Linked DNA regions of Homo sapiens: regions 1, 2, 3 and 5 are each linked to region 4. The links are chromatin loops, found by intact Hi-C in ENCODE. Cell type or tissue: PC-9. All regions are shown on one strand. Each heading gives the region's core, and the rest is flanking DNA. Links, peaks and the distances in the headings are about the cores only. Region 1 overlaps TAB2 (TGF-beta activated kinase 1 (MAP3K7) binding protein 2). Region 2 has its middle 32 kb from the start of SUMO4. Region 3 has its middle 88 kb from the start of TAB2-AS1. Region 4 has its middle 24 kb from the start of TAB2-AS1. Region 5 has its middle 49 kb from the start of UST-AS2.

Evidence for each region. Hi-C counts contacts between places; a loop is a spot of excess contacts. Peaks named below come from ENCODE experiments on the same cell type or tissue, not always from the same donor. Only the 100,000 strongest peaks of a DNase experiment are listed, where the experiment ranks them.
Region 1: a loop joins it to region 4, with 11 times the contacts of the local background. A loop is called at or near these places in 3 of 110 quality-filtered maps.
Region 2: it touches region 4 in a loop (2.8-fold over the local background); 3 of 110 quality-filtered maps call a loop at or near these places.
Region 3: it touches region 4 in a loop (7-fold over the local background); 3 of 110 quality-filtered maps call a loop at or near these places.
Region 5: it touches region 4 in a loop (8-fold over the local background); 7 of 110 quality-filtered maps call a loop at or near these places.

What each region holds. Positions count from the first base shown.
Region 1 is chr6:149,332,886-149,337,885 of GRCh38, reverse strand. The region is part of intron 1 of TAB2 (TGF-beta activated kinase 1 (MAP3K7) binding protein 2); the gene reads right to left. Among named protein-coding and RNA genes, the nearest start is that of TAB2, 18 kb to the right of the region's middle. RefSeq lists an enhancer at 1,024-1,173. In PC-9, for the core only: no CTCF peak of the experiment used is centred there; a DNase peak (open chromatin) is centred at 2,855; H3K27ac peaks cover 3,799 bases.
Region 2 is chr6:149,429,225-149,435,692 of GRCh38, reverse strand. No RefSeq gene overlaps it. Among named protein-coding and RNA genes, the nearest start is that of SUMO4, 32 kb to the right of the region's middle. RefSeq lists a silencer at 3,432-3,718. In PC-9, for the core only: CTCF peaks have their summits at 3,306 and 3,506 (motif pointing right); a DNase peak (open chromatin) is centred at 3,522.
Region 3 is chr6:149,166,609-149,173,076 of GRCh38, reverse strand. No RefSeq gene overlaps it. Among named protein-coding and RNA genes, the nearest start is that of TAB2-AS1, 88 kb to the left of the region's middle. In PC-9, for the core only: no CTCF peak of the experiment used is centred there; DNase peaks (open chromatin) are centred at 3,006 and 3,816; H3K27ac peaks cover 2,660 bases.
Region 4 is chr6:149,230,983-149,235,982 of GRCh38, reverse strand. It overlaps a transcript of TAB2 not described here. Among named protein-coding and RNA genes, the nearest start is that of TAB2-AS1, 24 kb to the left of the region's middle. In PC-9, for the core only: no CTCF peak of the experiment used is centred there; DNase peaks (open chromatin) are centred at 732, 1,762 and 2,452; H3K4me3 peaks cover 404 bases; H3K27ac peaks cover 3,725 bases.
Region 5 is chr6:149,078,843-149,085,310 of GRCh38, reverse strand. No RefSeq gene overlaps it. Among named protein-coding and RNA genes, the nearest start is that of UST-AS2, 49 kb to the right of the region's middle. RefSeq lists an enhancer at 5,219-5,338. In PC-9, for the core only: CTCF peaks have their summits at 2,674 and 2,873 (motif pointing left); a DNase peak (open chromatin) is centred at 2,860.

The sequences.
Region 1 (5,000 bases), core at 1-5,000, 100 kb before region 4:
TTTTACTCTATCTCTAACTGCTTACCACCCTATCCCTATCATCAAACATATAAATGACCAGACCCACTGCTTAGCTCCCTGCCAGTCTTCCCACCCTCTGTGTAAGTATAGTATAAGAGATTAAGAAAGTTTCCTATATAACCACTTTAAATATTTCACTCAATTGCAGAGGAATTTAATAAACTGAAACAGATAAATAATAAAAGAGGAAGGATAGTGACTGTGGTGTTACAAGATGAGTTTCTGTTATTTTTTTAAACAGTTTATCTACAATTGTGAGCTAAGAAGAGTTTGACCCTTTTTTCTAAACTGGTTGAAACTTTGAAATTTTCTATGTTAACACATCTATTCTGTAACTGAAACAAAACAAACAAATGAACAAAATTGGCAAGGCTCCTTTCCTGCTTATCACTTCAGCTAAAACCCCTCAGTGTGGTTTTTCAATGCCTTCTCCAGTTTGGTTCCACTAGATCGGGGGTCATGAATCCCTCTGGCAGTCTGGAGAAAGCTACAGAGTCCCCCTCAGAGTGGTTTTAAATGCATAAAATACAATATCTAGGATTATAAAGAAAGCCAGTTTTACTAAAATATAGTTGTTTTTGAAAATATGGTTTTAAATGCATAAAATATACATTACTAAGAAAACCAATTATACCGAAACAGTTATCAAGTGTTTTTAAAAACCTTGTATGTGATATATTCATACATATGCTTCTTTAGTAATAATACAATAAAATCTAGTGGGAGTCTAATAAAAACCATAATTCTGAAGTAGTAATATGCATAAATTATAGAGATATCAACAGCTGTAATCTGAAAATATCTGTGCTTTTTCTATTAGTAATAAAAGATATACGTACTGCTAATATTACTGTAGTCTGCCGCTTAAAATCTTATTAAAAGTAAATGCTAAATTTCAGTTCAAAGTTCATAAAAATATAAAGATGTCACTTTTTTTTTTTTATCTAAATGCATGCAGCCCTCTAAATTGTATCCCTGGATCCCTTCAGGGTCTTGCAGATTAAAACTACTCTATTAAATTCACCTGCTTCTATTTCCCAGCAGTCCCCACACCCTTAGGAATCTGGGCAGGCCTGTCTGAACATGTTCAACCCACACTTTCCTTTCTTTGCTTACTACACTACTGCCCTTGCTTAGAATGTTATGTCTTCACCTTGAGGCTTATCAAAATCTTAACTACCTCTTCAAAACCAATTCCAATTTCACCTTCTACTTGAATTCTTTTTATCCTGCTTCAGCCCACATGGATCTTTTCCTACAACTACTAATGTAGCTGTAGGTCAATGCTTTATGAATCAACATTTAATTATTCTCTTACAGTCTACTTCTGTGTCTCTTCATCTAAGTTATAAGATCCCCGGAGACATGTGCTATGTGCTTACACATAGAACACTGCATATACATAATATAGGCACATATAAAGTACTCAGCAAGTGCCCCCAATAAATCAAGCACAGAAGATCATCTGTTTGGCAACTTCGAGTACCAGAAAATACATCAAGATAAGCCAAAAGTTCCACTAAGGAGTTAAAACAGACATAAATTAGGCTTATAGTTCACCTCTATCAGAACCTAGATACTCCTATTTAATTAAGAACCCAGAAGCTTATTTACTAGGCAGCAATGAATTCCAAGTAATAAATCAAGGAAGGAGCACTAAAGTCAGCACAAGACAATGATTCATTCCAAACATATTGGTTAAGCACTACTACGTGCCAGGCACTGTTCTAGAATCTATGATTCAGTTCTCATATAGCAACTTAGTGCCAGGCCCTGGACTAGAACCCGGGGTTCCTGACTCATTCTGAAGCTCTGAAACAAAATGTTTATTTCTATCTTCCAGAAAAGGTTTAGTATGCAGGGTAAAAGTGGGGGAGGGGAGGAGGTGTTACTATTTCAGAAAGCAGCAAAGTATGTGAAACATTATAAAGAAATAGATTTGGAGGTATGAATATCTATATTTATCTACACACAATATACATAATATATTGTAAAATCTCTATAAAATCTCTAAAATAGATTCAGGAGTAAGTTTCAATCATTTTATGTACTTACTACCTAAGAATACTAGATGAATGAGGTGTTACTCTGCTTATTAATATTTTAATCACAAACACTTCATAAAATTGTATTTTTCTTCAAAGAGCCCTGCCAAGTTGCTTCATTTATTTGATGTAAAAATAAAAAACTAGGTCAGGTATAGTGGCTCATACCTGTAATCGCAGCACTTTGGGAGACCAAAGCAAGAGGATCACTTGAGCCAAGGAGTTTGAGACTAGCCTGTGCAATACAGCAAAACCCTGCCTCTACAAAAAGTTAGAAAAAAAGTATTAGCCAGGCATGGTGGCTGGTGTCTGTAGTCCCAGGTACTTGGGAGGCTAAGGTGGGAGGTTAAGGCTGAGCCCAGGAAGTTAAGGCTGCAGTGAGCTATGATTGTACCACTGCCCTCCAGCCTGGGTGACAGAGTAATACCCTGTCTCAAATATATGTATGTAAATATTATATATATGTTATATATACACACATATATTTTTTATATATATAATACATACATACATACATATCTATATATAAACTTTTCTACCAATTTCCTGGAGGTGAGGTGGGGTGGGGTGGTAGTAATGATGGTAGTAGATATTATTCTAAATAATCTTCACCTTTTTCCCTGGGGAAACGGACCAAAAGAGGATAATGAGAATGTGGGTAGGAAATGGGGAATTGGTCTCCACAAATTTCAAGCTCTACTGCTGACTGTGACTAAAAAAAATTACTTTTCCTAAAGGGAAGTTCTTAGACTAATAGCAATGGAATTCAGTGAGCGAGTGAGGGAAGGAGGGAGGCGGAAGGGAGGGGTGGGACTGGAACAAGTAAACTAATAGCCTGACAATACCATGCTGGCAACCTAAAGTCACCTTGTCCAAAACTCAACTCACTGCCTCCTACTCACTAATGTATTTCTCTGTTAATTATAAATGACATGCTTCTGAAGCTAGAAACCTCAGAGTTCTCAATTCTTTTCCTCTCCACATATAATCAATGGCAAAGTTTCACTGATTACTTTCACAAAAATTTCTCTTTTCCACCACAATGTCCTTGTTCAAGTATGTGTTATCTGGGCAATCACCTAACACCATGACCTCTTGTTTGACTGCTTGTTCTACTCTTAAGGTTTTCTTTTTTTTTTTTTTAAGAGACAAGGTCTTGCTCTATTTTCCAGGCTGGAGTGCTGTCATGTAATCATAGATATGCAGCCTCGAACTCCTGGGCTCAAGTGATCCTCTCAACTCAGCCTCTTGAGTAGGCAGGACTACAGGTGCACTTTACCTGCCGAGTTAGTTTTTTATTTTTATTAGAGATGGGGTCTTGCTATGTTGCCCAGGCTGGTCTCAAACTCCTGGCTTCAGCAATCCTCTTGCCTCAACCTCTCAAGACTCTAGTATTACAGGCCTTATGCCTGGCTAAGCCTTTCTAAACTGTATTTCACAGTGGTAACAAACTTGGCTAGCTTCCTAAAAACTGGCTGAATCGTGTCACTTTCCTCCCTAAGAAAGGCAAGAGATTTTGTAGAGATACGCTGTAGTGAGTTTCAGCAGAAGGTGCTGACACTGACACAGGGAATAATGAAAAAAAGGTAAGAGAGAGGAGACCTGAGGATGAAGAATTTAGAATAAGTCAGAAAAATCAGGCAGAGAAAATGTTGGGAAGAATGGTATCAAGAAAGCCAAGTGAAGAGTTATAACAAAAATGATTATAAAGTTTAAAGTTTATTATTTTTATAATTTTATAGCAATAAATTTTCTATTAATAGCTTACATTTACTAAGTGCTAGGCACTAGGTCAAATGACTTATAATGCATAAACTCATCTAATGCTCCCAATAATCATGTGAGGCAGGCACCTCTATACGAGACTCAGTTAACTACACAGTTTGTCCTACTAGACAAAGAATTATTTTATACAGCTCCCTTTCCTTATTCCCTGAGATGCTTAATGCAAAGCACTTAAACATTCTTACTATGTTGGTGTCAACAATACCAGAGAAAGACATTCTTTTTACAAACTTTACTAATTTGCCATGGACTAACACAATATATGTATCTGTACACACAGACACATAGACACACACACACACACACACACACACACACACACACACTATGGATCTGGAAATAAAAGAATATATGGTTTTAAAAATACCCAATCTCCTAATATTTAAATCTGCATTGGAATAGTAAGGGCTAAGGGTATTTTTGTCTTGTAAAGCTCAAAAGTGGAAAGGTATATAAAAATACTGAAGAGAAACTTGGCCTATACATCTACCATCTACCTGAAAATGGGCAGAAGGACTGCGTAGAAGACAGACAGATTAACATTCCTTTCTTTTAAAATGTGCACAAGAAATTTCCTAGGAGACATGCTATTATGGACTCAACTCTAAACCTAGCCTACTATTTGCAATGTGTACTCCATTCAACACAAGAAATCTGGGCCAAAGTTTAGACGAATTTGCAGAAATCCATTACCACTAGGGAAAAGAGAAAAAAGAGGCAAAATGTACGCCTCACTAATCTTGGGTTGGTGACGCTGCTATGTATGGGTGCAATCTCTAGGGCTAGAATGCTTGTTTGGAAGCATCAGAAAGACATTCAACCACAACCTGTACTCCAGAATCCCAAAAGCTCATTTACTTTCGAAAACAATCAAGTTTACTAGCTCTAAACTCTAGTAGTCTGTGTCCATTCATTCACAAATATTTACTGAGCGCTCAAGCGCCAAGGTATTGTACTCATGCTATAAAAACTGACATTTAGTGGGAGAAACTGAAAAGTAAACAGATAATTATAATACACATGGCAATCTTGCAATGGGGGTAAATAAAACGAAGTGCTAGAAAGATATAAATTATCAATAAGGAAATATTATTGGAGCTAATAATCAGTTACAACAGAAAAAACTTGTGGCATTTAAAAAATTTTCCA
Region 2 (6,468 bases), core at 787-5,786, 200 kb before region 4:
GGCTGGGCGCGATGGCTCACGCTTGTAATCCCTGCACTTTGGGAGGCCGAGGCGGGTGGATCACCTGAGGTCAGGAGTTCGAGACCAGCCTGGCCAACATAGTGAAACCCCGTCTCTACCAAAAATACAACAACAACAACAAAAAATTAGCCAGGCATGGTGGCAGCTGTAGTCTCAGCTACTCAGGAGGCTGAGGCAGGAGAATCACTTGAACCTGGGAGGTGGAGGTTGCAGTGAGCCGAGATTGCACCACTGCCCTCCAGCCTTGGCAACAGAGTGAGACTCCATCTCAAAACAAACAAAAAACAAAAAAACAAAAATCACACAAGAATACATGTCTTGCTTTTATTTTACACTATATCAGTTACAAAAATTATATCTATTATTTCATCTGCCAGATATTTCATCTGTCAGTTTCATCACACCTCACTTTCCACACTCACATCCTCTTAGTGGACCAATATCATCATTTTATTCATTAATGGATCTACTTAATTATTTTTTCTTAGAAGTTTACCAAAAAAGACTATTGAATGTTAATGGGAAAAATATGAAATAAACACCCAAATCTTTTCCATTAATTCCCCCATCTTAATCTAGCTCCACATCATGGCACCCATTCAAAATGGCTCATAAAATTGAGAGTCAGTACACATCTTTTTCTTTTTTTAACATTATATTTGGTAAAAATGAGTTAAGAATGACATTTTTTTTTTTGAGAGAGAGTTTCACTCTTGTTGCCCAGGCTGGAGTGCAATGGTGCAATCTTGGCTCGCTACAACCTCTGCCTCCCGGATTCAAGTGATTCTCCTGCCTCAGCCTCCCAAGTAGCTGGGATTACAGGCATGTGCCACCACGCCCGGCTAATTTTGTATTTTTAGTAGAGGTGGGGTTTCTCCATGTTGGTCAGGCTGGTCTCGAACTCCTGACCTCAGGCGATCCGCCCGCCTCAGCCTCCCAAAGTGCTAGGATTACAGGCATGAGCTGCATTTTTTATTTTTATTTTTTGTAGGAACAGGGTTTCACTATGTTGCCCAGGCTGGTCTCAAACTCCTGGCCTGAAGCCATCCTCCTACCTCGGCTTCCCAAAGTGCTGGGATTACAGGCCTGAGCTACCGCGCCCGGTCTGTTGTTTACATCTTTACGTCTATGTATACCTATGGTTTCACTCCCACTTGTAAGTGGTTTTCTGTTTCTGTGATAATTAACTTAGGATAATGGTCTGCAGCTGCATCCATGTTGCTGCAAAGGGAAGCCCCATTTTCTTTATCCAGTCCTCCACTGATGGGCACCTAGGTGGAGTCCATGGCTTTGCTGTTGTGGACAGTGCTGCAATAAACATGCGAGTGCAGGTGTCTTTTTGGTAGAACAATGTATTTTCCTTTGGGTACATACCCAGGAATGGGATTGCTGGGGTGAATGGTAGTTGTATTTTTAGTTCTTTGAGAAATCTCCAAACTGCTTTCCACAGGGGCTGAATAATTTACATTCCCACCAACATTGTTATGAGTGTTCTCTTTTCTCTGCAACATTGCCAGCATCTTTTATTTTTTGACTTTTAAATAGTAGCCAAGAATGACTGACTTGCTAGATGATCACACAGTGTGCACACAAACATTTCATAAGATCGTAAATAAGGAACATTTCAGAAGCTTTGCTGAGTAAGGATAGTCATTGCAAAAAACAAGCTTCCAAAAATGGTTAACTAAAACTAGGAGGGAAATATATTGTAATACAGACAACTTACATTTGTGTGGCATGTTGGCATTCATCAAGCAAATTTCCATGTACTGTATTATGTACTTTTCATATTAATTCATGGTGCTGTGAGGTAGATTATAAGTCCTATTTTATGGATAAACTGAGGCTCACAGGGTGACTTGTCTGAGATCCTTCAGCTGATAAGTATTGGGTTCCAACTATGAAGGACAGGGACCAATCCAGGGATCTCTCCATTACACCTGTGAGCAGTGATGGGACAGAGCTTCTTTGCTACCTGCTGCTTTGTGGCTAAGCCCGCCTTGGCCTCAGGCAGCCTAGCTGCTGATCTCAGCTCTACCTCCTACCACCTGCTGTGTGTCCTTAGGAAAGCATCTTAGCTTCTCTGAACCTCAATTTTTTCATCAGTAAAAAGGGTGCAAAGAATATCTGGCATATTGGATCATCAAGAAGACTAAACGAGCTACTGTAAATACAGCCCCAAGTGCAGTGCTTGACAGAATTACTGCACAAAATGCTGGCAATTATCATGACATTGTTATCCAAGTACATCATAAAACTAATTGAAGGAAGTGACTAGGGGATGCTCTGCAGCCTCTGCGACACAACTGTTGCTCCATGAAGATACAGATTTTCAGTAATTTATTCTAATGTTTATTATTTTATTATTTATCTTGTTTTATTTTATTTTGAGACAGAGTCTCACTCTGTCGCCCAGGCTGGAGTGCAGTGGCGTCATCTTGGCTCACTGCAACCTCTGTCTTCCAGGTTCAAGTGATTCTCCTGCCTCAGCCTCCCGAGTATCTGGGATTACAAGCATGTGCCACCACGCCTGGCTAATCTTTGTATTTTTAGTAGAGAAGAGGTTTCGCCATGTTGCCCAGGCTGGTCTCGAACTCCTGACCTCAGGTGATCCTCCCACCTCGGCCTCCCAAAGTGCTGGGATAACAGGTTGGAGCCACTGTGCCTGGCCTGCTTTTCAGTAATTTTGAAGCACAAAGTACTCAGGCTGTTGATGATTTCCCTGTCAATACAAGTAAGCAGTCAGCTTCGTTAGTGGTCTGTTGTTGTGCAGATGTGGAGAACTGATAAGCGACGTGGAAGGAGAAAGGTACGCCTCATCGCATGGTGTGGGAACACGTGTGTGTAATGCTAGAAATACTAGTATTTAGTATTTTAGTATATTTAGTAAAATTTAGTAATTTTAGTATATAGTATTATTGGGTCAATTTTGTTCTTAGTTTCACACGTACATTCTTGGACATTTCGACATTCAAATGCCTTGTGGGGAATTAGTAACATATCTCTAAGGTCTTGTCCAGCCCTAACATTCCGTGATTTCTAAAAACCACCCCAACACATTTATATAGCATCACTGACCAACTCGCTTTGAAATGGATAAAGTATGTTCCCATTCCATGCGGTTTTTTCCTATCCGACTACAGAAATAGTTCTCCCCCTCAAATCTCACTTCAAATGTGGGTTTGAGGCATGATTTTTAAAGAGCTTCCAACATTGCGATAGTGTTGGCAAGGATGCCAGGAGGGAGCCCTCCAGAACATAGGACTCCACTCCCTTAACTTCTGGAAGGCAGAGGGGAAAAGCACAGTCGAAATTCTCTGGAGGGGAAGGCGCTGGTCTGCTTCAGCTGAGAAAGGAGCTGATCAACGGTAATCCGCACCAGTCCTGAATCCTTTATTCTCTTTACACAGAGTGGCTAGAAACAGGCTGCCCAACACAGCTGCTGGTGTCCCTTCAGACCCAGGGACGCATGTCAGAACCAGCACCAACCATTAGGTGGCGCCGTTGTAGCACAACAAGCATTGACCTGGGTTGGCGACAAATCTGACCCCGCTCCCGGTGGAACTGCCACTGGCTCTCTCCCCTGTCATGGGGTTCCCACAAGCCTAGCAGCTCGGAGCCCCAGGCCAGTAACCAGTGAACAGCTGAGGATGAGGATGATAAAACACAGGAAAAAACACGTGCACTTGCACCCTGGCAGTTACAGCTCTTTGTGATGGAAGATGTAACAGCTAAGGCAAATTAAATATGTTTTCATTTAAAATTCATAATAAACTATTTTGAACATACATAAAATTATGTGTATATATGACTATTGTAACAAATGCCTGATTTTTTTTTTTTTTGTTTTTGAGATGGAGTCTTACTTTGTTGCCCAGGCTGGAGTGCTGTGGCATGATCTTGGCTCACTGCAGCCTCTGTTTTCCAGGTTCAAGTGATTCTCCTGCTCAGCCTTCTGAGTAGCTGGGACCACAGGTGCGCACCGCCACACCTGGCTAATTTTTTTGTATTTTTGGCCATGTTGCCCAGGCCTGTCTCAAACTCCTGAGCTCAAGTGATCCTCCTGCCTTCGCCTCCCAAGGTGGCTGCCTGACTTGAATTTTAACACCCTGCCATGTTTGCATTAATGTTTTATTTCTTTTAATAATGATTTGTAATTTTCTTTACAAATGTATGGGTGCATATTTTATTAAAATTATTTCTGAGTACCATGTAGATTTCTACCACTATTGTTATTATGAATGGGTTCTTTTTTCTTCACAGTCTGTTATTGTTGTATTTTTTTGTGTGTGAATAATCTTTGAATTCCCTGAATGCTTTATCTACATCTATTGAGATCATTACATTTTTCTCTTTCATCTTTGCATATGGGATAAACCAGTTAATTTTCTCCTTTAGCACTGACCAAAAAAATTCTGTTTTTAAAAATAATATTATGGCCGGGCGTGGTGGCTCACCCCTGTAATCCAGCACTTTGGGAGGCCGAGGCGGGTGGATCACTTGAGGTCAGGAGTTCGAGACCAGCCTGGGCAACATGGCAAAACCCCTCTCTACTAAAAATACAAAAATTAGACAGGCATGGTGGTGGGGGCCTATAATCCCAGGTACTTGGGAGGCTGAGGCAGGAGAATCACTTGAACCTGGTGGGGGGCGGAGGTTGCAGTGAGCCTAGATCGTGCCACTTCACTCCAGCCTGGGCAAAAGAGTGAAACTCTGTCTCTTTATAATAACATGAGCATTTCCTCGTCTTATTATAAACTCTGTAAGGATGATCTGTGGGAACTACATTTTCCCCAGTGGAGAGACTAAACTTATTGCACATTATGTCTCTTTTTTTTTGCTATTATAAATAAAAATACCTTTGGCATAAATTGACCCAGTTAGATGCAAGCAAATTATGTGATATTTTAAGGCCTCTGATGCCTGTTCCCAAGCTGCTTTCTTGAAAGCCGTGCAATTGTATACCATCACCATCACCAGCAATGCAAGTCATCACTTCTTCACCAGCAAGACCATTAAAACAATCCCCCAAACCACTGTCATCAGCACCACACCAGCAACATGACAGGTGAAAAGCTTCAAGTCCATTTGTTTAACTTTTTTTCCCCGTAGGATTGTTAACACGTTTAATTCCTCTTTGGTGAATCATCTATTCAAGTATTTTACCTACTTGGTGATCAGAATCTTGGTGTTTTTAATTTATTCACGGTAAGAACACTATACCTATTCAGAACAGCAGTCTTTTGTCTGTTTTATCTGTTGTGAACGTTTTCCTCTGTTTGCTTTTTCAAAATTCGGCTGTTTTGATGTAGCGATGCTTCCAATTCTCCCTTTTCCAGCGCTTTCTCCAGCTCTGCCTGGCTGTGAGTGCCGGCGCGGCTCTTCTTGTCTCGCCCTCTCCCATTGGCCATTTTACTCTGTGCTTGAACCATCATTGACAGGTGGCTGCCTCTCCCTGGGAACACACCTCAGGGGCCCGCTGCCCCCAACGGCTCTACTGGATGTCCCCCTGGCATCGCGCTGCTCCCATGTACCCACTGCTCTCTGTGTTCTCTAAATCCACGAATGCCACAGCCATCCACGTGGCCACCCTCACCAGTCGCGGGCAACACCCCCGATGCCCCCCCGTCCACTTTCTCACCAAACCTCCTGGTCGTTCTGCTCTCACCTGCCCGTGGCTTTGTCCCCACCGTGAGTTCTCCTGTGAAATTCCCTCTGGATTATGTAAATTCTTTTTGCCCCCCAAACTTTCTTTAAAAAAGTTTTTAAACATATAAAAGTGCAGAAAATGTCATAACATATACCTATGCGTCTACTACTCAGATTTTATAAATGCTACCATTAGCCATTACATGCTTTGAATTTTTAAAAGAATGAGACTCCTATAGATGTCACTGAAGCCCTATTTACAGCTTTCTGGATCCTGACAAGAAGAGTGAGGATGATGGAAAATCCGGAAGAGGGTTTCTTAGCAAACGTGTGATAATGGTAATGAGCAGTGAGGCCGAGGCTTGTTTGCATTAGGGAGGATGGGGAGGGAGGACCCCAGAGCCAACTCCCTCCCTGCTGCTGTTTGAGTGCTCCCCCATCACAGTCACTGTGCTGGTGACTTCCATATATTACCATTTCATCCTTGCAGCCAATCAGAAAGTGGGGTTTAAGATGAGAACACGAAGGCGGGCAGGGGTAAATGGCTTGCCCAAAACTCTCTTCTTCTCAGACATCACGGCTGCTCTTACAGCTTGCTCTGGATCCAGAACACTCCTAGGAATAGCCATCCAGCCAATGCTATCCTGTGCCCTTATGAAGCCCTTTCTTCCTACTGCCAGGCAGAATACAGTTTAGGCCATGATCAGGCTATGGAGATATCTGAAAGACGTGGGGGGCTCAGCGGCTGCAGGGAGAGTGGAGTTGCTGTGACTGCTGAGCTGTATTGAGCCCCTGGGA
Region 3 (6,468 bases), core at 665-5,664, 64 kb after region 4:
TGCTGGAGCTGGAAGGAGATTACTGATTTCAGGAGGTCCTGGGGACTTCAGCAGTCACAGTTGTGGAAATGTATTCTTATGCTCTTCCCTTAACCTGATTTGGAGTACGGCTTTTTTCTTGCCTCACAGCAAAAGTGGCTTCCAATCTCTATTCATTGATTTCAGTTCTGCTCCCTGTCTCCTGTCCCCGGCTCAAGTGCAGCTTGTTCTGGACTTGGCTTTTCCAGGCCCGATTCTGCCTCACGACCCTTCAGCTTTATGGTCCACTGTGAACTGACCCATTCTCATCATGTTACTTAGTTCACATGCTGTTATGGACTGAATGTTTCCCTCCAAAATTCATATATTGAAGCCCTAACCCCCGATATGATGGCCTTTGGAAGTGGAGTCTTTAGGTTTAGATGAGGTCAGGAGGGGAAGGCCCTAAGAAGGGATTGATTAGAGCACTTATAAGAAGAGTTAGAGAGATCAAAGCATGTACTCTTGTTCTTTCTTCCTTTCTCTTTCTCTAGACCATATTGGGACATGTCAGGAAGGTGGCCATCCATCTGTAAGCCAGGAGGAGTGCCCTCATGAAGAACTGAATCTGCTGGCACTTTTATCTCAGACTTATGGCCTCTAAATGATGCAAAAACAAGTATCTGTTGTTTAAATCACCCAGCGTCTGGCATTTCATTATAGCAGCCGGGCTGACTAAGAGACATGGCTGTGGAGAGATTCAGAGTGGCTTGGGTCCTCTGTCCGAGGCAGGCTCCAGGCCAGGCCTTGTGAGGGTCAGGCCTGGGATGCTGGTTCTGCGATTTCTCCTGGTCCAGGGTTGGACATAAATGTGTGTTTGTGTCCAGGAGTGGTGCTCTAACCCCAAGGCCCCCATCTGCAATGGTGGCATTTGAAACTTGACTGCTGGCCACTGAGACTTCTTGAGGCTTCTCCAAACAGAGCAAAGAGGCTGTCCTTGGTTCTTCTAGGATGAAGGACTCACCAGGTTGGGAACAGGAAACCTAGAGAAATTCTCAACATCCTTACAGGCAACTCTTGCAATTGTATATGGCACTGCTTGCTGGTTGAGAGAGGCTTGTAGTGTTTGTTCTCAGGACACTCACTGCGGCACTGTCCCCACATATGAAAACCAGGAGAGTGGGGATTTAAGCTTGTTTGTTTGCTTTTAAGCTGCAGAAGCATGCATTTTTCATAATGAGTAGAGGCCACCAACATATGGCTCATGGATCTCCTTTGCTGAACCTATTCCAACTCAGAGCTGTAAGAGCCCTCATCAAGTGTAAAGAAACCCGTCTCCTCATGTAACTGAAATTTTAAGTACCACTCAGGTCTGGTTTCAACTCTGGCAATAAAATAAAAATCTTTCTCACCTTTTCACAGATTGGGTCTCCCTGGTATATTTCAAATTAGCGCAGTTAGCTGAGCCCTCTAATGTTTCTGGATATGAAATGGATAGGGGTAATTCAGCCTCAGCAGCTCAACAGCATCCCACTTGCTGTCACTGGATCACAGCTATGGAAGTGTTTCGCTTTCCCCGGCTGCACGAGAAAGCTTGATGACGACCGGATGTGGAAATATAAGTCCCACCTATTTGAGAGGTAAAACTGATGAAGACATAACATACAAGTCTGTATGTCTTCAGAAGTCATTAATAGGAAAGAACTTGTTTACTCAAATCTTCTAATCTGCCCATTTTAAAGAAAGTTGTGGGCAGCACAGTTGACATGTCTTCCAGGTTCCAAAACCAACAGAACTGAGAGTTTCAGGTTACCAGAAAGAAGTCAAACATCTAGCATTTAATGAAACTGTACGTGGACTCAGAAAATGGTAAAGGGTAAAAGGACAAAAACAAGACCTCACGGTAATGACGTCACCTCCTAGGGTGACTCTGCTGGGCTTTCCGAGGGACACACAAAAAATAGTAAAGTAATAGTGCAGTCCAGTTGGGGAGATAAGATGTAACTCAGGGGAAAACCAAACGCCAGTAAAGTGTTTGAGTGACATTTTAATAGAGAGCAATGGAAGAGCTATTTCATGGGGATCCTGGGCTAATTGCCAAGGCCATCCCATCAGCAGTAATTGCTCTGCATTGGAAGGGGATAGCCGTTACTTCAGGCTGCGAGGGTCAGAGATGTAGGGCTTGACCAAGGGGTTGAGTCGGAGGTTGACGCAGGCAGGGGAGGGGTCTTTCCCGGCAGGTTAAATGGCGTGGGCAGAGGGCACAGAGGGGAAATTAATGTGTTCAGGAGAAGGAGAAATTATGTGGTAATGTTCAGAAAAGCTCAGGCACTTGGACTTCATATTTTACAAATACTCTGAGAGAAACAGGAGAAAAAAATCAATTCTAAAAGTCTGAATTGTGTAATAACTGCTGACAGTTTTGGCTTTTTTACTGCAGATGTGTTTAAATGCATGTTTTATTATAAAATTTAAAATAAAATATTGTGTATATATGCTGAAATAAAACTATTAAAAACAACAGAATTTCAAAGGCCAATTCTTGTACCATTTCTCTAATAGGTCTTTTTGTATCAGGTCTTTAAAAAAAATCATAGAAGGAAATTTTGCCTTGTCCAAAGTGGTTTGAAATATCTCACATGGGAAGGTTTCTCAATGAGAAAACAATTATGTAATTACACTCATGTTTATCTCATTTCTGTATACTTTGACTTACTAGAATTAAAGCTTCTTGCTGAAGGAACTTCCCAGAAACTTCCCCAATCCTAAAACAGAACTTTGGAATGGTACCTTCAGTTGGGAAAGCTGATGGCTTTAGACGTAGGGCTTTGTGTTGGCTTGTGAAGTGTCAGTGGGAGGGGAGCTTGACTGCACTTTAGTCACCCATGTATAACTGGCTTCTAGTAGACAGACCTCCTACCGGCTCACAATCTATGGAACCTGCTTGTCACCCATACCCTAAATCACTGTTCTTCCCCCAGGTGACTTAGTAAGTGGTTCACACACAGCTTGCCAGCACATGAAGGGAGGAGTACAAATGGCCCCTCTGGGCAGCTGCGACTGCCCTCTCGGTGTCCCCCGGCACTTCTGACCATGCTGGAGTGGCACAGAGATGACTCAGTGATGCTCAGCTATACTCAGAAAGCATTTAGGCAATTTTCCCGAAAGCTGAGCCTGGTCAGCTTCAGAAATCTGCCCTGGCCCTGCCCTTTTAGGAGGGCACAGATCACTCATTTTTACAAAGCCCATTGAGATGTAAGCCCACACCCAGAAGTTCATATTTGACTGATGAATATACCCCATTGTGGCTTTGTATATGTCTTTGCTGCCAGTGGGTATTCTGTAAAAGGCCTGTTTGTATAAGCTGGTGGAAAGGGTTTAAGTATGACAGAGTTGCTGCGTTCTGGGGAAGCGAGGATGGAAAAGCAAGGTTTTCTAGGGCTCAACCAGAAGAGCCTGGAGACTTGACAATCAGGTGTTTGTGGAGAAGATAGGAAGAGGTGAGCAGGCGTAGCAAGAGACAGACAATGGGGGAGGGAGGGCTGATAGCTGGAAATGCGAGTTCATGGAGTCCTCTCATTGGAGATGGGGGTGAAAAGGGAGGGGAGGAGGACAGGAGTCAGGCGGAGAGACCCACTCAGGTGCTTCTATGGAGCTGGGGTCATTCACGTGCACGTGCCTTTCTGGAGTCTCCCCTTCCTCTCCCATAGGACCCCAGTAGTGCCCTGTGCTTCAGTGTGTGAACCGTGGCTTTTATTTTCTCTATTCTGATGCTTTGACATCCGGAGCCTTGTGTCCCCTGGAGGGACTGCCCCTTTCAGGGTTAGCCAATTCGTAGGGATAGTAAACAACCCGCCCAAGGGCACAATTTTCAAATACAAACCAACCAACCTAGAGTCCACACCCCAACCACCTTCTTTGCTGGGCTCTCATACTCTGAGTCATTACCCATCTGCCCTAATCCCCCCTGGCCCAGGTGCTAGACAACTAGGGACAGACCCTCTTCCCAGAGCCCACTGAAATAATTCAAGCCATCCGATGCTAAGTAGCTTACCCCGTCTTTCCTGTTCCTTCCCACAGAAACCACAGCCGAGGCTCTTGCCTGTAGTTTCTCTGCTCCCTCTGCCTCCTGATGGTCCCTGGTTCATCCCCATGTGGCCCTCATGGTGCTGTGCCCTCCTCCCCTTGGGAACTGTGAGTAACAAACTATCTTTTTAATGGCGATTGTCTCTCGATCTGTTGGTCTCACCATACCTAAATAGTAACAAAGTCTGTTAAAACGTTCAGTTCCAAAAAAATCTCATGAGCCAGTGCTCTGCCCCAGTCATGTCCCCATAGTCCTAGGTCACCCCTCTGACTGTTCTCCTCTCTCTCTTAGTATTAGAGACATTGTCTGGGTGATAAGTAAGTCATTAAACAAAATAAAAGTAAGAACTTAGTTACCAGGTCACAAAAGAGCCCAATACTGTCTTAAAATTATGTATTTAAGGCTACAGTGAAAGCTGAATAATTGATTTTCTTAGATGTCCAATATTTGGCTTGCGAGCAGAAAGGAGGTGACATTAACAAGGAGATTGGAGATCCATTGACTTGGAGAGATCCCGGCCATAAATGGGCTGGGCTTGGGTGGCCATCCTGAGAGATGCAAGGACAAGAAAAGTCTAACATTTATTGAATGATTACTATATGCCAGGACTGTTCCAAGGACTTCACAATGTATTTAATCCTCCGACAAAACTTTGAGGAAAATACTCTTATTCCCATTTTAAATACAGGAATGGGGCCAGGCACGGTGGCTCATGCCTGTAATCCCAGCACTTTGGGAGGCTGAGGCAGGCAGATCACGAGGTCAGGAGTTCGAGACCAGCCTGACCAACATGGTGAAACCCCATTTCTACTAAAAATATAAAACTTAGCTGGGCGTGGTGGTGTGTGCCTGTAATCCCAGCGACTCAGGAGGTTGAGGCAGAAGAATCACTTGAACTCGGGAGACAGAGGTTGCAGTGAGCTGAGATTGTACCACTGCACTCTAGCCTGGGTGACAGAGCGAGACTTGGTCTCAAAATATATATATATGTGTGTGTGTGTGTGTATATATACATATATAAATATATATGTATATATATAAAAATATATGTATATATTATATATATATTTATAAAAAATATATATGTATATATTATATATATATTTATATATATTTTATATATACATATATATTTATATTTATATATATTTTATATATACATATATATTTATATGTATATATATTTTTATATATATACATTATATATATATGGAGACTGAGGCATAGAGATGTTGAGTAACTTGCCTAAGTTCACATAGTTAGCTAAGTGGCAGAGATAATCTCGAAATCCAGGCAGTGTGGCTTCAGGGCCTATGCTCAACCACTACCCCATCTAGTACAGTAGAAATAGCCAGACAGACTCATACAGACACTTTGGTTCTACCAATTTTTAGTTGTGTGAATATGGGTTAGTAATTTGACCATCTATGATATACGGGTCCAACTATAATATGAAGGTGATAATATTTATCCATTTTCTCCATATATAAGTATGATAATACTTATCCAATAGGATTATTTTGAGGAGTAAGTAAGATAATCATGAAAACTGAGCACCATGTCTGGTGCATAAATGAGTGGTAGATAAATACCAGTGTCCCTTTTTATTCCTAAGCAAGACATAGCTGGCCATTGCATTGTTACTGTACACTGGTGATCCCATGGCTGCCCATACCTGGATTATTCTACATGGGCCCAGTTAAAAAACTGGAAAATGTGTTACTAAGGTGGGTTGCAGGCAGGCAAGGCTGACATTCAGCCAGTATGCCCTGTATGCTCCTGTCAGTTGTTAAAATATGGAAATAGGTCCACATGGGTTGGTAATTTGATGTTGTCCTCAGCCTTTTCCAGGGGTCCCTGTCACTGCAATCACCCAGTTTTCTCTGCAGGGACACCTGGCCCAGGCCAGGCCTCCAGGATGCTGCGTGCAGAGCCCTGGCCGGTGCCCATCCTGGTCCCTCGGCGCCTGTGCTGTCCTGGTTGTTAAATGCTCAGATAACCACTGTAGGCAACAGCAGCAGAAGAGCTGCACTGCAGCCCTCAGGACTTGCTGAAGACCCCAGATCCTTGGGTGTAGGCCAGCAAAAGCAGGAAGCATAAGCCGGGCATTCTGCCATCCTTTTACGTGCTTAGTGATCAAAGAGAGAAAGCAAGCAAGCAAGGTTTTCCTCCTTCCTTTCTTCCCCCTCCTCATCCTCACCTTCGAAAAGTTACCTCTTCAGAGGCAGGTTAACATTTCTAGGCCGTTAGCAAAAATGAAAATGTCTATGTTTATGAAATCAATGTTCCCAAGTGGATCTATGCCACATTAATTTGACCTGAGAGATAAAAATCACCTCTTGGGCTCAAGTCAAATTGCATGTGGGCTCTGAACCATAATGACTTGCAATTACAAGGGCCACTTCTTGAAAACACCCTACCAC
Region 4 (5,000 bases), core at 1-5,000:
AATCCATTCTCCCTTCCCAAGAGGACCATAGTTTTCTTTTGGGGAATAAACTGCTTTCCACTAGAGCCAGCCTGGGTTTGACAAATAAATCTAGGTGTCCTCCCCCTGTGGAAGTCAAAGGGACCTCTTGAAGGTCCTTCTGCCAGACTCTTCTTCTCATTTCCCTGGGACAGTCAAGGGACTGATGTGTGACCTATGCATGTCTAATGAAATTCACGCTCCTAGGACATGAATCTTGAGCAGGGTGACACAAGCACCAAGGCAATGGCTGGAATTCTTTTAATTGTAGAGGCAGTGCTAAGCAAGATGGTCAAGAAGTTCCTGATATCAAGGCTTTCTGGAGCCCTCTGTTTCTTGTGGACCCCCAGTCTGGTTCCTCGGCCTAGCTAGGAAATGGTGAACTCCTTCATGTTCTTCCAACCAATGTATCTTTTTGCTCAAGCTAGTCAGATGATTTTTTGGTGCTCAAGACCAAACAAGGCTGCTACCTCAAACTTCACCCTCCTGATCCTAGTTCCTCTTTCTGCTGTTACACCAAACACATAGGATCCCCTTTTAATAGGATGTTTCAAATTTTTAAAGACATCTATCACGTTCCTCCCAAGATTGCTCTTCCTCAACAGAATATCCCCATTTCCTTTAACACTTCTTCACTATTGTGGCTTATGGAGCCTTCAAAATTCTGTTTTCCTTGGCACAGGGCCCAGTTTCTCAAGGTCCCTCTTACAGTGTGTCATCCGGGATTGAAACCGTAAACCCACTTGGTGTTTCAGCCAGTTCAGATTATGGTCAGATGTTTCCTTGCCTTGAATGTTGTATTTATATGAATGCAAACAGAACTTGCCTTAGCTTTTATTTTTATGCTCCACTCTGAACTCAGATTGAGTGGCACAGAGCGCACACTTAAAAAGCTGGAGTTATTATTAATTATAAACCTCCTGGCTTTCTAATAAAAAGTGCTGAAGTCAGATGTCCTCATCTTGTATTTTTGCAATTGTTTTTGAAAATCTAAAAGTGGCACTTAGTGTTTATTCTTGTTACATGGTATGCCTTTGTTTTTGGTCTATTCTTAGGCCAATGCCATTTTTTAAAAAGAGTGTGTTTTTTTTTTTTTTTTTCACACTCTCTAATCTTAGTCGTCTCATCTTTTTATCTTCTACTTATCTGGCACACATGCCTTTGATGTTTCCTTCAAATCACTGAAAAAATCTCACACAGTTCTATGACACAACCCAGGGAACTCCCTCCAGGTTGAAATCAATTCATTAATCATCTCAGCACAGTGTATTGTCTGCTAAGAACCCAACCTAACTGCACTCTATTTTCCCATCTTGTCCACAAGAAAATGAATAAGCAGCTCCCTGGGATGTCTGGCTGACAGCGTCATTTGCAAGGTACATGCGGCAGGAGGTGGGCAACTGTGAAATGGGGAGGTTGATTTTCCATTTTCTTTTTTGTGGGCACCAGTTTCTCCCAAACAAAACCTTACGCAAAACCCTAATACATACAAGATGGCAGTGAGTAGCTCGGGGTGAAGCTGGGGTGTGGGTGGGCAGTGGTTGACTTCCTGCTGGCCCCAGTGCCCTTCAGCCAACCCCTCTTCAGCCTCTTACTTTCCTCCTGGCACCTCTCAAGAAAGGGGTGACCTCTAGGGGGTTATGGTTTCAACATTCTGATTTAAAACATCCGAGTAGCAAGAGTTCCCTTTATTACTTCTTCTGTCTTCAAGTCTGCACATGTCAGCAGGGGAAGCCAAGATTTTATCAGATAGTCTGCTTTTAGTAGGTTTCTCTTTTATCTTAAAAATGTTATTGAAAACCTCCCATGTGAAAACTTCATACTAGGAGCGGTTTGTGAGTCATAGGTGTCTTGTTCAATATAGTTCTTAAAGACTTGGTTGAAAATACAAATGACAAAAATGTGACTGATTATTATTATTAAAAGGTTAAAAAAATCATAAACTGAAGTGAAGTACTGTTGGAACTTCATAGGAATAAATGTAAAAATGCCACATTTACATTTCATAAGCGAATTACACAAGGATAGGATTGAGAGGTCCAACCTAACAGCATTTGGGGAGGGTTGGAGGGCTTCATGGTGGTAAAAAAATTATATTATTGTTTATGGAGAGCCCGTTATGGATCAAGCATTGGATATATTAGGTTGGTGCAGAAGTAATTGCAGTTCTTGCCATTAAAAGTAGTTGCAAAAACAACAATCACTTTTGCACCAATTGAATAGATTAAGGTGAGTTTCTGGCCTTGAGAAATTTACAATCTAATAAACAAGTATATTGTGAAGTGTAAAGGAAAGCAGGACTAATCTATTGGAGAAAACCTTCCTAGGGGGTTTTCATTTGAAGAATGTCAGATCCATGAGTCATTTGGTAAACAATTACTTAGTGCTTTGTTAGGGGGCAGTTACATGTTGGTGATTCAGGGATAAAAAACCACTTCTGGCCTTTAAGAGGCTCATAATATAATGGAGGAGACAAACCAATGGCTCAACCATGACACTTACGTGTGACAAATCAGATGAAGAGATAAGAACTGGTTGCTGGGCCCTGGGTGGCTCTGGGCCCAGGCAGGAAGGAGGTTTAGTTTGCTGCTTTCTGCGGTGAGCTTTCAGGATCAACTTTCTTGGCCTACAGTAGAGGCGTCTCAGTGGAGAAGCCAAGGAGGCACACTGAGCGGAGGGAGGTTTGTCTCGGACCCTGGATGACAGATTCTTGGTCACTGTGCTAAGTGCCCAAGTTGTGACTTGTGCTGGAAAGCCCTTGTTTCTCACCCCCCGCCAGGTAGTTACCATGGCATTCATGACTTCCTTGGTTATTTCCTGTCATCATTTGTCCCCACCCATGAGTGCCTGGCTACCTCCATCTTCCGGCTGGTGGGTCTGCATGCAGGATATATCACTCCTGGTGTGAGGGGTGGACACTAGGCAGGTGAAACAGGGCTATTATGTACTATGCCCTGGCATGGGAGTGGGTACTCCTGGCCAGGATGTCAGCTGTGCCTGCCTTTTGGGCTTCGACTTCCACACAGGTCGCTGTGAGGGAAGTACAGCAGCATCCCTCAGGATGGGCCAGGGGTACGACAGCATTCCAAGGCTTGTTCTGCTCTGGGGCACTTTCTCTGGAGGCAGTTTAGTGTAGAGGATGAAAGCCTGCTTGGAGCCTACTTCTCCAAGCCTCAGTTTCCTCATCTGAAAAATGGAACTCTACTTTGTTGGATTAAAGGAAATAACTAATAGAAGGCAATAAACACAATGCTTGCTATATAGGGACAGCTAACTACACCTAGTGTTATTATCCAGTTCAGTGATACCCTCCCCCCACTTCTATGGTTTGAACAAGGCATAGCCTCCCTTAGTGGTATTCCTGTCATCGGCCTTGTTCCTGCCTCAGTGACACTGTGAGATCATAGTTCTGTCTTGTGTTAATATATCAAGCTCCTGGGCTGAGGGTGGTGGCTCACGCTTGTAATCTCAACACTTGGAGAGGCCGAGGCAGGCGGAACACTTGAGGTCAGGAATCCTAGACCAGCCTGGCAAAATGGTGAAACCCCGTCTCTACTAAAAATACAAAAATTAGCTGGGCGTGGTGTTGTGTGCCTGTAATCCCAGCTACTTGGGGGGCTGAGGTAGGAGAATCACTTGAACTGGGGAGGCGGAGGTTGCAGTGAGCTGAGATGGTGCCACTGCACTCCAGCTTGGGCGACAGAGCGAGAGTCCGTCTAAAAAAAAAAATCAAACTCCCTTTGTTTCTGTGTCTGTGGGTTGGCTGGTGGTCCCCGAGGCCTGGCCTCGTGCTCTTCCCTCTTCCTTATTTCTGCTGAACACTAAGGAACACCTCCCCAATCATTCTTCTCTTTCTAGCGCACGTCTTGTTCCCTGTCCTGTAAGTTCACAGAGTTTTCCCCCTCCACCCTCAAATTTCTGTTTCTGATCCTCACAATCAGGTCAGTGAGCTTCCTGTTAAGCATGTTTTCCCAAGCGTTTGTAGATCCTCTCGCTGTCCTTTGCCAGTAACCCGTTGCTCTGGGTAGGGAGCCCTGGTCCAGAAACCCTGCTCTCCGATACTCTGTAAAAGCCAGCTGTTCACTCCTCTCTTTTTTGCTTCCAAAGTTGTGAAACTTCAACTGGAAGAAGAAATGTAAACACCTCCTCTGCTCCCCTGATGTTTGAGCTTCCTCTTACTTGAGGACCAGAGATACGGTCTAAATGTCTTCCCCACTGTCAACTTTCCAAAGGAGATTTTCACACTCATTTCGAAAATACTTTGCTTAATTTTAGGTGTTTTAATATAGGAGCTCTAGCTTAGCTTATTTAAATTTCTTCTTTCAAGAGAAATTAGACTCATCTACATATGTACATATGCAGTGATTAAGTGCTTTTCCCAAGACAGTCAATATTATATAGAAAAGACATTTAAAGCGTGTTCAACTTACTTTAGGTATCACCCCCAAATCAAGTTTAAAATTTAATTTGTAGGAAAATTAGAAGAAAACACCACAAAGAGTTGTTAAACAAATGATTGCTTCCTACATACATACATGCAATTTACAGAATGCAATTAAGTATCTGATTGCATAAGTATATAACCACAGATGCATGCTGTTTTCTTGCTACTTTTTCCACCATTTTCTATGGAACAGAAAATAAAGTCTCTGACATTAAAGTGGTGACTGTTCAAGCTCACAAGGCATGCGGTAGTTATTAATCATCAGCTCCACTGCCCTTTTCATATGTAATAAAATGGAATCATTGTCCACATTTCGTCTCCCCTTCCTAATGTTCCCCAAATACTGGTGTAAAAGTTCAGAAGCACAAGAACTGAATTGTAATGAGGTGAGGCTGCAAGTTTAGTGTGGCAGCCTCTGATTAGAATGTAGGTATCCTGAAGGCAGAGAGACCTGCTTTCTATCTCACAGGGTTCCTTCTGAGAGCGCCCATTGGGAAGTGGGCTGACCAGCTCAGTAAGTGAGCTTGTCCAATTCCTA
Region 5 (6,468 bases), core at 572-5,571, 150 kb after region 4:
AAGATAATGAGATTAAATTTTTTTTTAGTCTCATTTAGACTAAATTTAGACTAAATTTTTTTCTTTAGGCAATGTACTATAACCTACATATTCTAATTCAAGTAAAAGCTATGTTCACGTTTCTTGAAGGTTGAGAGATATTGTTATCAAAGCATTTTAGACTACGACTTTGAGTAATTTGATATTACATGACTAATATCTTTAGATGATTCTAGATTTTGGATTTGATGCTATAGCTACGAAATAAGTATTCGGGGTAGGGCTTTCAAAATAGTTAGAATCTCAGTGTTTATTGTAGGTTTTTATCTGAATTACCAAATTACTTTTCAGAAATGTATCAATTTTACTCCCATCATCAGCAGAGCGAGAGTGAGTACTTCACTAACCTCTCTCCTCATCTCAGGCATTCACATACCTAAATATGTTTGCCCCAAAGCATCTCCAGTGATGCCACATTGCTTCTGTTCAAACTTCTTTGATTACTAATGAGGATGAACACTTTTCTTGTTTCTTAGCTTTTGAAATAGCTAAGGTCTGAGAATGAATGTGTCATTTGCACATTTTATTCGTTTTATTGATTTATGTAAGTTCCTTAAGATTAGCAGTTTCAGTCTTTTATCTGCCATGTCTGCTACAAATGTTTCCCCTCATTTGTTTACTTTTTAACTGAGTTCTTTTTTATTTGAAACTCAGAGATTCTAGTATTTTTTTCTTTGTGATTTCTTTCATTTTGCCTATGTTTAAAGTTCATCTCCACCCCCAAAATCAAATTCATTTGATTTACTTTGATAGCATAAATAAATCCTGTCAATTCACTGGAGCACAAAGATATATTTGAAGTAATAAACTCATTTTAATTTTGAATTGTATTTTTCATTTATGCTATTTTAAAAAGAAAGAAAGGAGAAGCCAAGAAAAGAGGGCAGATAGAAAAGGCAAACATCAGTACTCCCAGGATCTAAGAGTGTTTGGGGGATCCAAGGCTCTATGTAGAGGCAGAAGCCACCAGTGACTTACCTCTGCCCTGGCAGTTACTTCTGGGTTTCAGGTTAGTGTTCTGACCAGTCTGGAAAATAGCTAGAGGCCTGGATTTGCTGACAACAGCCCCAGTGCAAGTTATAACTGAAACAGGAACCTCTCCTATCTCACCTGACCATCACAGGGGTTAAGTACCTGGAAATCCAGAGATGAAATGAAGAGGAGTCTTTAGGGAGGTAAGTGGCAGAGAGACTGGGAAGCCTGGATTCCTGACTTCTTTTCCTTCTGCCCCACTCCTCCCCTTCCCCACTCAATATCCTGCACCCAAGAGTTGGATACTGATTTACAGGGAGTGGGAAAAGGGGACATTTTTAATTTGTATTCAACCAAGTTTATGTCTAAATCTAACCACACTGCCCTTTTTTCTCTTTACATCCTTGAAATTCAGATTTGTGCAAAAAGGCGTAGGTAGAATGTAGTAAAGATCAAATCAGGTAAGACACAGGTTTTAGTTTGGTAGGGTCTTCTCATTTCAGGTTTGTGTCTGGAATTAGAGCCTTCAAAACTGCCCCAAATGAACAGTAGTTGTCTCTATTATGTTTAATCAAACTCTCAGACCAAGAGTCCAAATGCTGTTCACCGAGGAACCCTGAAGTTATTATGTGATAAACATATTCAATGAATGATGAAAATGATTTTCTATACATTGGCTATGGCAGCATAATGTAGACAAAAGAGTGCTAGATAAGCAGCCAGAAGGTTCTAGAATCAACTATACCCACTATGTGACCTCTTGAAAATCAATTTGCCTCTTTGAGCCTTAGTTTCCTAATCCATATAACCATCTACACAGAGATTAGAGATCTGCAAAGAAGTAGGCAGGGCTGGGGGAGATACACAGGGTGCTAATTAATTTAGAAGAAGGAAAATGATTTCCTCATGTCACTTTTGTGTTCTGAAATGCCCAAAGCTTCCTCATTGCCCTTATAGTAAATAAAAATTTCTTCCAAAATTTTTAGCAATCTGGCTCAATCTTATCTTGCCTCCTACAAGCAATAAAAAGAAGCAAGAGCATGTTACATTTGAGTGTGCATCCTGGTTTTGCTCCTTACTGTGCTGTCACGGGCTCATTGTTTAACTTCATGGAGGCTTTGTTTCCCGTTATACACATAGGGATGACAATGCCTCTTTCTTGCAAATCTGCTGCAAGGGCCGAGTGATATTTGTGCTTATGATCTGCCTTGCTATTATCTGCAAATTCCGCTGCTCTAGCTCAAATCCCACATGAGGTCTTCTCCTTACTGAGGTCTTTACTGACCTCCCATGTAGCCCCTATGTGTGCCAATAAATTTTTGTAGATGAAAATAATTTAAACTGAAAGTTACCTGAATCCTTTTCTAGTGTGGCCGGCCTTGATAACGGGGCAATGCCTCTTTCTTGACATCTTCCTATATCCTTGTTTTTTGCATTAAACACACTTTCTACTTATCTGTATTGTGGCAATTATGGTATTGCCTGAAGGTTATCTGGGACAGTCATCACATGGGTCACCTCTTGATTACTGAACCAGAATTGTCATCATGTTTTAGTTATACAACAAACTCAGGAAAGATGATCTGATAAAGACTGATTTTAAAAATACAACGCTAATCTAAAAATAATAGCAACAAAACTTAAATCAGGCCAGAAGACCTGGGAACGCTAATAACTTATTGATCAACAGTGTGTATGTACACTGGTAAATGTACCAGGTAAATGCACCAACCATGAGTTTCTTCTGGGCCATACTGCTTTAAAGCAATAAAGGAAAATGAGCAAGTGAGAGAGAGAAAGGAGGTTTGGAAAGAACTTGTGATTTCTTGAGTAAATTGTTATGGATACGGCGCCCCCTAGTGCACTGAACAACACAGGTGCCCCAGTGTGTAGTAGCTGAGAGCTCCGGAGCTGAGCAATCTCATCCCCATCACCAACCTTACTTGAAACACCTGCGATTTCTGTTTCATCATAGCTTTCCTTTCCACTGCACAAGCAACTGTAGCCCAAGGAAGAAAGGGGGACAGATGTCCTTTATTTGGTTGGATTTAAGCACTGATCCTCATGGGAGTCATGAATTAATTCAAGGTACCCAAATAATATTGAAAAGTATAAAAAATTTTACCTTGAAAAGAGTTTCTACTTTTTCCCGAGATAGAGGAATGTAATTAGGAGAATAAGCAAAACTGAAAGATGATTCCTTGTTATTTTCTAAAAATGTTATTTGTCCCCATCTTCTTTTTATCAACATGTTCGTCATCTGATGCAAATATATTTTCTTCAAGCACGATGCACGGACCAAAATTGAACCACAGCAAGAGGAAAACAAGTCTTCCAATGAGGAAAAATGTAATCCAATAATTTGCATTAAAGCATTGTTTCTCAAAGTGTAGTCTCCAGAACACTAGTTCCACAGGATATCAATGGGTCTTATGCAAATAAGGGTTTCATGGCAAATACTTTTGAGAAATTTGAAATTCAACAAAAGATCAATTAATTTTTAAAAATGCTTCAGTATGCATGAGTCCTTAGTATACTCTGAATATACTACCATACTGTGTAACACCACACTATGAACTGCAGCACTTCCAAAATTATTTAACACGATTTTTTTTCATGCCTATCTCACACACTTGGTTCATGAATTATCCTTTGAGAATACACATTGGACTAGAATTTCACTAGTTTCCAAAGATGGACACCATACAGGAAAGTGTGCCAAAAGGAGAAAAAGCAAATAGTAAATTTGATATGTGCAAAACTTAAGGTGACTATAAGGAAGTTTGTGGTCAGTGTCTTAACTCTCTTCTGCATTTGAAAGATTAGTAATACAACACATTAAAGTTTTTCAACATGGCAGTCCTATGGGGAATCAACCATGCTGGAAACATCACCAGCCCACAAAATCATTGCCAGATTTTTCCCACATCACAGCAGTAACACTACTTCTGAGAATGAGAAATGACCCTCCAAGAAGTTTAGTACCCCCGTCCTGCCAGGTTTCCAATTTTTACTAACACTTTTCTTTGTGCACAACCTGTATTAATTCACATGGATGTTTTAGGCTCATTATTACCATTAGTCATGGGATCACAGATACACACAGTAGTTTAAATAAGTTAGAGGAAGCCTGTATTTAGTACAAGCTGTGAATTAGAGCTGAATCTTCTAACTTGCAGCTAGACAAACTCGTCCCAAAGAATGCTTGAGAAAAGTGGAATTCCACAGACTGGTTTATCTTGGATAATGGCACAGTAAACAGAACAGTGGAAACCAGGCCAGGAGGAAGGGACCGATGCTTCTTCAGGACAGGTCCTTGCTGCATTTGCTCTATCTCATGCCCAGGAGGATGTGCCTACTCCTGGGAGCTCAATTCACATTTCAGAAATGCTGCTGTCCATCGACTCACAGCATACTGGGCAATGCCACTTGCAGACATGAAGGAACGGGGGCTTCAGGCAACCTGGAATGACTATATGTAATTCTATGCCCTCTTGCTGGGGATACAGTGTTCTGTGGTGAGAACAAACCTTTCATCAGCTTAGGAAGTGTTGTGGCTCAGTCTTTTAGCATTTAGGGGTCAAGGGTGGGAAATGGTTCATCCCAGAAGCAGCTCTTGGTTTTCAGTAGATGTTTTATTTTCTTTCTAATGTTTTCCAGCTGAGTCGATTTCAGACCGATGGAGGTCAAATGATTTACACTGATGCCCAGTGAAACAGAACAGCTGGGACTTGAACTCGGGGACTTGACTGGTGGGCAGCCCCCAGCCTAGTCAGTCAAATGCTCTCCTCCCAGGTTTTTACTGCCTCTCTGGTTGCACCTCAAAGGCAGCCTGCTGTGTCTGGCAGGGCCCATCTCCTGGGCCGTGTCTGCTCCTGACTGGAATAAGAGGCCTGTGACAGGTCAAGTCTGAATGTTCTGGCAGAGCGGCACAGGGCAGACTGCTCCACCCCTGCTCAAAGCACACAGCGTCTGGTGAAAGCCAGATTGAAGATAGCTAAATGCGCATGCCAAGATTCCAAAAGGAAAAACTTAGCTCTCAACTTTCCTTTGCATGGTGATTTTTCATCCTCTCCTTTTTCTTTTTGTAAAAAGGGAATCCCCATGTTTACAAGTTGAAATCCAAAATGCACAAGTGGTCAGTTCACAATTCTGTGACCCATGAACATCTGTGGGCCTGGGTGTTCCTTGGGAATCTGCAGTGCTTGGAGCAGTGAGCCAAGCCTGCCCTGGCAGAAGGGAATTCTCCAGTGAGTCAAATAGTCCTGCGAGTGCCCGGGGTCTGCTTCTCCTCTGGTTCTGCTTTCCTGGGACATGTCTGTACTTGACTTCCCCTAGTTTTATGAACTGCATTTTGACTATATTTTTGGAGGTGGGTCCATCTGAAACTCGTTACAGGAAGTAGGACAAGAATCTTCATTTTGCCTTTAAGAGAAATAAAACTCTGTAATCTGAGATGGGCAAACATGCTCCAAGTCTGTTTACCAAGGAACAAGAACCTCTCTGTGTCTTTTGAGCAGACAGAAAAATTAAAAATAAAATATTTATTTGGGATTTGTCTCTGAGGACTTCAGTGACTGAAAACCAATAGGGCCTCCCCTCCCTCTGTGGAAAGGCGAGTTCCAAAGCCCCGGCTCCCAGGAGAGCCCTATGGTGAGGCTGCTCCAGTACAGCAGGTGGCAGTGGGTGTGGCTGAAAGTGCCTCATCACTTTCATTCTGGATCCTAGGTCTGTAGATGGGCTTTGGCTATATCATCTTTTTAAAGTTTTAATTTGGTAGCTGCTTCAAAAGTTAAGGGAACCCTCAATGGGCAAAGTTAGCATGTGACATATTTGTGTCTCCTCTTTGGACCTTGGTTTTCCTTGTCTGTAAAATGAGGGAATGGACCAGATCACTGCTCCAGAGCCCCAATGCAACTATAGGAATCTGCACTTTGAGGCTTGCTTCTCTCCTAGTAGGAATTCAGTTCCTCTGCCCTAACTTTTCTGCTATAGTCTGGGTGTTATGGGCTGAATTGTGTGTCCCCCACAAATTCATATATGAAAGTCTTAACCAAGTATCTCAGAATGTGAGCATTTTTGGAAATAGGATCTGTATTAGTCTGTTTTCACACTGCTAATATTAAGACATACCCAAGACTGGATAATTAATAAAGGAAAGAGGTTTGATTGATTCACTGTTCAGCATGGTTGGAGAGGCCTCAGGAAACTTACAATAATGGCAGAAGGGGAAGCAAACATGTCCTTCTTCACATGGTGGCAGCAGCAAGAAGAAGCGCCCAGCAAAAGGGGAAAAGCCCCTTATAAAACCATCAGATGTCATGAGAACTCACTATCACGAGAACAATAGCATGGGGGTAACCACCCCCATGATTCAATTATCCATCACCGGGTCCCTTTCACATGTGGGGATTATGGGAACTACAATTCAATATGAGATTTGGGTGGGGACACAGC